2 separate regions of the Homo sapiens genome follow, and region 2 is linked to region 1. A link is a contact called in ENCODE Hi-C or POLR2A ChIA-PET data. All regions are on one chromosome and are shown on one strand. Each heading gives the region's core, a stretch centred on a gene start or an enhancer-like site at or near the end of the contact. The rest is flanking DNA. Distances are from core to core; before and after follow the strand shown.

Region 1 (4,789 bases), core at 388-2,887:
AATCTAACTACACAACCCCTGCTGCCGTAACTTATTTTTAGACATTTAATCTAAAATTCCCAGAAAGGAAGCGGATCTACAACCTCTGAGTGATCCTCAGAGTTCTGATTTCCAACCTGGCTTGGGCATTTTGTTTGTTTTCTGACTTCAGGTGCCTACTTAAAGTACATCTCCCATCTTCCAGAGGCATCCACAGCCTAAGCCAATAAAAAGAGCTGGGAGCTTTGGAGCTTTAAGTGATGAAAAATCCAGCACCCACAGGTCAAAAGTAATGACCTTGGGGAAGTTACTCATCCTTCTAAAGAATCAATTTGTGGTCAACAAGATGAGATAATAATACTAGACAGCTGTTCGAGATTTCAACACAAAAATTGCACAGTATCGTCTCTTAGTAGACGTCAGTCAGTACTATGCACTTGCTGTGGGCACACTGCGCAAAGCTGCGGGATCCGTCCATGTTTCCACTGCCCATCACTCCGACGTTGGGGACTTATGTTACCGACTGTGCACTCCACCTCGGGGAGATGCCTTTTACCTGCTTCTTGTTCCCTACAGCTTCAAATGTCTGCAGAGCCCAAGAGGTAAATTCTTATTAAGTGCAAGAGACTAAGTTATCCTGGGTTCTCCTTCCCTCTGTTTTGTTTATCCGTAAATTGTTAAATAAAACTCCGCTTTGGGAAGAAATGCGTCGAGTCTTTACATGCGCAAAGCAGGTGTCTGCACATCTCTGGGGATCAGGGGTGGGGAAGGAACCCTGACTAAAGTCTCCAGGTTGGGAATGGCACAAATGGAGGGAAAGGACATGGAAGAGCGGATGAAAGGGATGCCTCTGCGAGACGGTGCAAGGCGGTCCTCGCCGGTGACCCTGTCCTCTGCACTCGGGGAGGAAAGGACGCTAGAGGGGAGGAGCCGCGAGGGCAGGAGTACCTGAACGCTCTGGCCGCGGTCTGGTTCCTCCTCCACGCCGTGCCCTGTTGCAGCACCCCCTGCACGATCTCTTTCTCGTTGGGCAGCCGGTAGACGGGGAAGATGTAGAGCCAACAGAGGACCACGACACAGAGGGCACTGGCTCCCATGGGCAGCCGGGTCCGCGGGAACTTCCACGCCAGTACAGCCATGGCCCCTCTGGACGTTTGTCGCCGGGCCCGCCCGCAGGGGCTCATCGCAGCCCCGGCGTCCCAGGGGCGGGGGCCGGGGCCTCAGCACAAAGCTAGGCGAAGTGGCAGCGGAGGGTCCCCCACCGCCAGCCCCCCATGCACACACACCTTTGGTTCTCTTACTTGCAAACGCACGCACGCTTCTTCGGCCCCGTCGGCCCCAAAGGTCAGCGCAAGGATTTTTTCAAATGCAACTTTTCCAAGGATTTCTTTCTAGGGGAAGTGGCTGGGGGTGAAGTCACGATCTATGGCCATGGTCGCTTCCCCTGCAGAAGGCGGGCGCTGGGGTCTCCGAGTGCGCAGAGAGCGGCGGCGGCGAGTCGCTCCCGCCGGTTCTGCAGCATCACGGTCGCCCTCGGCGAGGGTCCGGGAGAAGGCTCGGCTCCCTCCTAAACATGTGGCCCGTGGCGTCCCCTTGTCCCCTCCGAGCGATGCTCCTGCGCCCTTCGCCGCCTCCCGCGCTGCTGCGCCGCCAGGCAACCCCCCCCCCCCCACCCCGCCCCGAGACGCGCTCTCTGCGCCGCACCAAGTCCTTGGAAATTTCCACGGCGGCCCGGGACCGCTATCCTGCCCCGGGCTCCTCCGCCTCGCCCGCCGGGACCCTCGCTCCCCACCCCTCCCGGAGAAGAAAAGAACTCGCTCTCATCAGTTAATTCAGCGGCGCGCCGCAGCCTTCCGCTGCGCCCCGGACTTCGCAGACAAACGCCCGGGGATTGGTGGAAATCAAGGTCTCCCCCTCCCTCCCCCACCCGCAAAATTGCCTCCTTCGACCCGATCCGAGCCGCGACACTCGCCCAGAGCGCGCACCCCTCACTCGTGCCCTTGTTCTTTGGAGATAACGGCAGACAATAAAAACCAACAGCCCCCCGCCAATAGAAATATATCAGTCCCTGAGTGTGGCGGAGACTGGCTAATATCCTGATCCTTCGACAAGCGGCCGGTGTGCCCAGGCTGTCACCCTGCTGCCGTCACCCTAGTCTTTCTCTAGCTGGTTGGATATTAACCCGCAGCCAGGCGCGAGGAGGCTGGCGGAGATTTATTCCTTCCTGGGCCCCCACCCCCATTAGCCGGTCCCGGAGCCGCGGCCCGTGTGTGTGCGCGCGCGCCCGCACACACACACACACACACACACACACACACACACACACACACGTTCACGGGCGCAAGCGAGCGCGCGCACGAGGAGGTGCGTGCACTCCGGGGTCCTCCGCCTCGCCTCCTCCCTGAAAGGAAGTGCTGCATCCAGATGTGCAGGCAGCTGGTGCCCAAACACTAGACCTCAAGATGTCACATTGCCTTGGAGGCGCGCGGCCTTTTAGATTAAAGGACCGTTGGTTCTTAGACGTCCTTCTTGCCCTTCTTGCTTGTGATAAGCGATAAGCTTATCGCAACCCCGACCTTGGAAAAGCACCACCCGCCTTGACCCACCGAGCCGAGAGAGTCGCTGTTAGCCATTTCTGCTCGCCCCGGCGGCCGACGCATAGCTCGGGTACCTCCTAGCGGTCGCCTATTCTATTTGCTTAAGCATCTCGTCAAGCATAAAGTGTGCAAGGACAAAGAAGAAACCTGGTCAGCTTAGTCATCACGAAAACAAAATCTAAGGCTATAACTCCATTTGTTCAGCCGACCAGGCTGCGGTGTCTGGTACCTTTGTCTAGCATCCGTCTCCACTGAGAGGTGGAACTTGAGAAGTTGATGCAAAGTTATTTACCAAAAGCGAAGTAGCATCCCAGATGACCACTTTAGTGTCATTTTCTCAACAATACTGTGCTCTTAGTTGAGTGACCTACTGCCCTCCACCGGCAGGCATGCCCCAGAAATCTCTGTCCTACTTAGGTAAATCAGTAGAGACAGGGGAAACCTTGAAATCCCAGTCACATCTTACCACAGTGGAGGCTGATACAGATTCTTTAAAATGAAGATCATCTTAAGTCCTGCAAAGTAACCAGCCAACTCTCTTCTATCCTGGAAAAGGGGAAGGGAAGGGGGAGCTTTTCCTACTTGCCTGGGCTTTGGATAAATCATCTGCCATCTTTGATCTTATAATTTAAGTAAAACACAAACCATTCCCATTTTTCTTCCTCAAGTTCAAGGACTATTTGTAGAGTAAATAACAAAGAAATAAACTGACAAACAAAACTAGGGCATATTACAGTTATGAAGGGGCTATGTAAATGTTTCCCTATATAATATCATAAGAATGCATTAAAGTCATGCTTTACATCAAAAGATCTGTGTGACACAATGTGCTGTTTTTCTTTCTTCTGCAAACTAAGAATTCTCTTACCTTGGTGGGCTTCTGCCCACCCAACAATCCAAACTTATTCCCTGCTTTTTCTTAACATGAGCACCAAATCTAATCAGGTCATCGCTCTCACCCTTCCAAGTCACACTACATTGGTCCGTTCTCACATTACTATAAAGAATACCACTGAGACTGGGTAATTTGTAAAGGAAAGAGGTTTAATTGACTCACAGTTCCACATGGCTGAGGAGGCCTCAGGAAACTTACAATCCTGGTGGAAGGCAAAGTGGCATGTCTTACTTGGTGGCAGGCAAGAGGGAGAATGTGTGTGTAGGATGAACTGTCAAACACTTATAAAACCATCAGATCTCGTGAGAACTCGCTATCATGAGAACAGCCTGGGGGAAACAGCCCCCACGATCCAATCACCTCTCACCAGGTCCCACCCTGGACACAGGGGGGTTACGGAGATTACAATTCAAGATAAGATTTGGGTGGGGACACAGAGCCAAACTATATCACACACAGGTCTCAGTTCTGTCACAGTGTTGTGATCCGCTCATGTGATGTGTGTTTGTTTTTGTTTTCTTTTTCTCCCCATGTATAAATCCAGTGCATTATTCAAGACCAAGCCAAGTTATCTAGAAAGTTCTCATTCAATAATGTGTTCCCAGGACACCTAAAACACAGACTTTATGAGAACTCAATAAATATTTGTGGTATCTGCTTCTACTCTCTTTGACCTCCTGTTCTGATGTCATAGTATTTGCTGGCTCTGACTGATGATTAAACACTTAGTTGTGTTGTGTTGTCTTGTATTGCTAGTATTTTTCATATATAACTATGTCTCACCAACTAGGCAGGAAGGGGATTTAGTTTTATGTATCAAATGAAAAGCCTGTGCTTTTGATCAAATTAGGACTCCACAGGGCATGGCTAAGTGTCTAGGAGAAGAGCAAGAACAATATTTCACATTTTCTTCATGTTCCTCCAGGTATCAACTCAGGCACTTCAACAAATAATTGTTGCTTGGTTTTATAATGAGATCCTCAAACTTATTCAGTCTATTGCCAAGGCATCACTGTTTAAGGAAAAGTATGAACCCCCAAGTTTTAATGTTTTAAATAAAATATTTTAATTGATATTTAGCCATCTTGTTTGTATGACTTATAGTAAGTAGCTTAGGTATTCTTTTATACTTCTGCATCTGAGTATGCTTAGCGGACACAAACAGGATTTCCTCAGGGACTAAACAACTTTTAAAACTCTATAAATGTGTAGTAGAAAAATGTAAAGGCAGGAGTCCAGATTAAACAGAATTGTCAGTGATTTGAGATAAAATTTTAAAAGGCCAATCTTCAGTCTCTGCTCAAGTTCTTCTTGTCAG
Region 2 (4,873 bases), core at 364-2,863, 290 kb after region 1:
AAACTAGTGCAGTTTGCAACATAATTTTCAATTAAATTGTTTTACAGTTACATAGTTTTAAAATTCTTAAAATGTCAACTGCTTAATAAAAAATACAATTTATACAAAAATACAAGAGATACTATCTGAAATGTGAAAGTAGTAGTATATTTATGATTTCTCCCCAAAGTGGAAGGAACACACACTCTAATGTTTCTTGTAGAAAATTATGCCTAAATCTGGCAGGGCGCGGTGGCTCACGCCTGTAATCCCAGCACTTTGCGAGGCCGAGGTGGGTGGATCACCTGAGGTCAGGAGTTCGAGACCAGCCTGGCCAACATGGTGAAACCCATCTCTACTAAAGATACAAAAATTTGCTGGGCGTGGTGGCACGCGCCGGTAATCCCAGCTACTCGAGAGGCTGAAGCAGGAGAATCCCTTAAACCCGGGAGGCGGAGGTTGCAGTGGGCCAAGATCGCGCCATTGCACTCCAGCCTGGGCGACAGAGTGAGGCTCCGTCTCAAAAACAAAACAAAAAAAAACAGAAACAAAAAACAAACAAAAAAACCACTAAATTTGAAAAATGTTAAATCAACTTCTTTGCTGTATTATAAAGCTCCATTTCCACCCCTCTTTTTAGTTTAGGAAGTTTACCGTTATCGGTGAAGTAATTATTTTGTTAATTACAAAGGTAAGTAGGTTCTTTCTGAACAATCAGGATGTAAACTTAATGCTAGTGAAGTAATTAAACATTTTGAATGTTAATTAAACTCAGTCCAGTTAAGGGTTTTATTTACTACTAACAAACGTATTCACCGTGTGCTAAGTGCTGCAGGGAATCCCAGCCCGTTTTCCTCCATCTAAAAGGAAAATTAGGAGGTCCCAATACTTTACTTGTAGATTTTCCAGTTTCTACCATTCCCTGTAAGGCACTGAGACGCAAGATTTCAAGGCCCACTCGGGGTACCCTGGCATGGACATCGAGTCGTTCTAGCGCTGAGCTTCAAAACTATTCCTTTCCTTCCCTTTCTTCTTCATACCAGACTCTAATCTGTTCTCCCTAGCTTCGAATTATTCACTGTATGGTCGAACATCTTACTCCACAAATAACCTCTGAAGTGTTGCAGTTGTCTTACCCAAATACCTGAACTCAGCTTGTCCCGAGTACTGCGATCCCGCGTACTGCTAATGGGAATATAGTTAACCCAACTAGTATGAGGTCCCCAGTACACAGCAGCTCCAAGATCAAGGCGACCGAGTAACACTGCTTGCCTAGACTCAGGCCAAGTTCGGAGAGTGATCCTGGGGTTATTTTAGAACGTGTCCCTTGCTTCCCAGAAAAATTCAGTCGTTAACTCAAGTCCAGATGCCCAATGACCATTCGGATAAGGTGAGCTAAAGCTTCAATGCCTTGAGGGGCTTGGCAGGGCTCGGGCTCATCCCGGAGAAGCAGCCCCGCTTTCCAGACTAGCAGTTCCCAGGGATGGGTGTGTGCTAATCGCAGGCCAACAAGCCCAGCGCGGTACAGAGGTCCCATTGTGACCGGAGGCGAGAAACCCCGCCTCGGCACCCTGACGCAGCGCAGGACCCGCCCCGCGCGTGACGCCAGCGTCAGGCCAGCCCCGGCATGCTCTGCGGCCGCCCGCGGTCCAGCTCCGACAACAGGAATTTTCTCCGAGAGCGGGCCGGGCTCAGTTCAGCTGCTGTCCAGACCCGGATCGGCAACAGTGCCGCCTCCAGACGTTCTCCTGCCGCTCGCCCGCCCGTCCCAGCGCCCCCAGCCCTCCCGCGAGGGCGCCCCGGGACGGAAGGATCCACCAGTCTGTCGGCGCCCGCCGTTCTCGTGGTCGCCGTCGCCGTCGTCGTGGTGGTAGTCTCCGCCGTCGCCTGGGCCATGGCCAATTACATCCACGTCCCTCCCGGCTCCCCGGAGGTGCCCAAGCTGAACGTCACCGTTCAGGATCAGGAGGAGCATCGCTGCCGGGAGGGGGCCCTGAGCCTCCTGCAACACCTGCGGCCTCACTGGGACCCCCAGGAGGTGACCCTGCAGGTAACGCCCACACCTCAGCTCTGGGTCTCTTATGCCCCTCACGCGGCTCTGGGGGTCCTCACCACAATCGCCTCTGTCCCACGATGACCGAGGAGGACCTAGGGCAACATCTCCTTAAGTCTATTGGGAAGTGACCCTGTATTTCCCCTCACACCTAGGAGGGTCACTCCCCCTTCCCGTCGCAGTTGCTCTTTGAGATTGACCTGAGGCACATTTTCTCTTTCTAGAAGCCGCTGCGTAAGTGACGGACCCATCCACGGGGGGAGATTCCTGCTGATAGTTGCCCCTCCTCCCACTCCCCAGTCCACGGTCACTGCAAAATGAACCTTTCCACTCCCCTTGCACGGGGTCCTCGTCTACCTCCTCCCCTCCCACCAGTAATGCAGTCATTAATCCTCTCTGATCTTTCCTTCCTCTCCCCTCCCCCTGCGATGTGCTTTCATTGATGCCTCACACTGCGTTTTGTCTTCCCAAACCCTAGCGTACTCAATTCCCAAAGTAATGACCACGACCATGCATCGCTAGGTCGGTTCTTAGGCAGCACCACACACATTGTTTTGTTTGAGTCGATATTTCTGAATTATTAAAGTCGTCTTACTGAAATTAATACCTGATACTAGAAGGAGCAGTGGCTTGTGACTGTTTCCTTTTCATGAGACACCGTGTTGATAGAGAAAAAATTGGGAGGAAAAAAATCCCTGAGACTCTAGGAGTTTTCTAATAAGTTGGAAGTTATGATTTCCACTACGTGATTTTTTTTGAATACTAATCTGTTTTTAGCTTTAGTTTCAGGAACTAGATACAAAAATAGATCTCTTTTTCTCCTTTTCCCTTGCAAACAAAAAAAAACAGTAATTTTCAAGATTGGGATATTTGGGATTTGTTCTAAATCTGAGCAATAATGTAAGAACATTCATTTGAATTAGCCAAATCATCTGCCTCGTTTTGATGACTAATTTATTCACCAATATTTGTTGATTTATTTGCTAAATTCTTCGCTAAACTAGCCAGCCACCCACACAAAGATGAATAAAACATGAGCAGTGCCTAGGGCCCAGAACAGTTCCTGACACTTGGGTTTTCATGTGTTAGTTTCAGTTCTTATTACCTAGAAGAGTTTTTAAGCAGATTATTTTAAAGGACCCGTATGTTTTGGAGAAGAAACTTGTTAGACAACAAATTTTGAAATTTAAGGGAGTATTTGTTAGCCGAGAATATAGGAAATAGTGAATCCAAAGTGATTTTTATGTCATTTAAAAAATATATTTCCTTTAAAGGAAATGTGTCTTCCAAATTGAAATTCAGTACTTGTTTAGTTTATCAATTTGTTTGTATTTTATTATATAAGACTCTAAAATTTATTAAGATGATTTGTTTTCTGGCAGTCACTTATACATAAAACATTATTAATTAAAAAGTGCTACTTCCTGGTAAACTCTAGTGTTGGCAGATCAGTTACTTTTAAGCAGTGACTTTAAAGTTTAAAGCTTTGAAGACTGGAATTTCCTTTGATGTATTTGTCTGTAGAATAGTAATAATAGCTACTGTGGGGTTAGTTAAATTATTTTTTTTTTATCTTAGTCGCCCGAACAACCATATTAGGTAGGCACTATCATTTTAGGTGAAACTCAGTGAAGTAAGCCAGGATGTAGGTAAAAAAGGGCAAAATGTAGTGACATTAAACTGTTTTTGCTTGTTGGAAAGTAACTACGTGTGTTTAAATCTTGGTTTCTTGTAGCAACTTTTAACCTAAAGACCTTTGGGTTTATAATCCGAATTTTTAATATTTGTAAGTGCAGGTAAATACTACCATTTATTTTTCCCTAAGATGATTATTAGTTAGAAATACATTCCCTCCATGTGCAAGCAAAGCTTTGGTCTAGAAGCTGTCCTAAAAGCATCTGCTAAGCTGAATTGATGATTATTCACCTTTCAACTCAGTAGATCTGGCTCCTTGCATTCTAGGTCATTGCAAACACTACTTTCATAATGGTTCAGAATTTCTTTAGTAAATCTCAAAGGAAATATTTTCTTTTGAGATTTTACTGTATTTCCCTTGAAATAGATAAGAATCATACCTCACATTTCAGAGGAAGTATGTATTATATAGTCGACAGAGTATAATGTAATTTTAGAGCAGTCGAGTATCAGTAATGTAGCCTGTTTTTTTCTCAGTTTTTTTCTAACATTTTTGTATGTTTAAGATATACTTTAAATGTACTTTAGAAACTTACTGTAGTAATACTTATCTGGTGATTGATTATTCCTGCAAGCTGAACTATCCAGAGCATATCAGAAAATAAAAAGAAAAAAACAAGCTAAAAAAGACTTACTAGAGTCAAAATGATAGAAGGCCCAGTCTTTGCTCAGAATTTGTGGGTACATGGAGTAAATATATCTCATTTTAGACAGAATTCCTGTTCTTACTAGATTAAAAGAATAAATTATAAAGGAGATGGTGAGGTTTTCGGAGTATAGTAGCAGAATAGGCAGAGTAAATCTAAAACAACAATACAGCCACAGTGCTTTGTATTTAATAATCCTTTACTGTTTATAAAGCACTTTCACATGCATTCTCCCAACTATCCTGTGAGGTAGATGTAGACGGTACTGTTAATATGTATCATATAGTTAATGAAACTGAATTTGCCGTTTACAAATGGCAGATCTGAGATGATAAACCATCTTATGAATTATTGTTCTATGACCAAGAGTTTTGTTTGTATATTATGATTTAGGCAGGGAAGGTGCTTCTGTATAAAATTAATTTCTTAAAAGCTTTGGCTCATAAAAAGATTCTGCTTTAAAGTTCCCTTGAACATAAATTTGCATTACTTTTTTCAT

The links. A loop is a pair of places that touch in the nucleus more often than their neighbours do. ChIA-PET counts read pairs that join two places held with the same protein, here RNA polymerase II (POLR2A). Pooled maps may share reads with other maps.
Region 2: a loop to region 1 is called in a map of posterior cingulate gyrus, with 4 times the contacts of the local background. The contact joins the promoter of ETNK1 here to the promoter of ST8SIA1 in region 1. A Hi-C loop is called at or near these places in 2 of 168 maps with a recorded cell type or tissue (CD4-positive, alpha-beta memory T cell and posterior cingulate gyrus), 5 of 37 single-sample maps with no recorded cell type and 17 of 50 pooled maps. POLR2A ChIA-PET finds 5 or more read pairs at or near these places in 1 of 52 experiments (SK-N-SH).

The regions. Positions count from the first base shown.
Region 1 is chr12:22,333,070-22,337,858 of GRCh38, forward strand. It overlaps ST8SIA1 (ST8 alpha-N-acetyl-neuraminide alpha-2,8-sialyltransferase 1), which reads right to left and starts at 1,638. Exons shown (of 5, transcript NM_003034.4): 1 at 928-1,638. The coding sequence starts at 1,163. LOC105369151 (a long non-coding RNA gene) reads right to left here and starts at 921. Exons shown (of 2, transcript XR_931426.3): 1 at 1-921.
Region 2 is chr12:22,623,558-22,628,430 of GRCh38, forward strand. It overlaps ETNK1 (ethanolamine kinase 1), which reads left to right and starts at 1,614. Exons shown (of 8, transcript NM_018638.5): 1 at 1,614-2,029. The coding sequence starts at 1,874. ETNK1-DT (ETNK1 divergent transcript) reads right to left here and starts at 1,489. Exons shown (of 4, transcript NR_135030.1): 1 at 1,116-1,489. RefSeq lists enhancers at 1,259-1,328, 1,859-2,028, 2,048-2,737.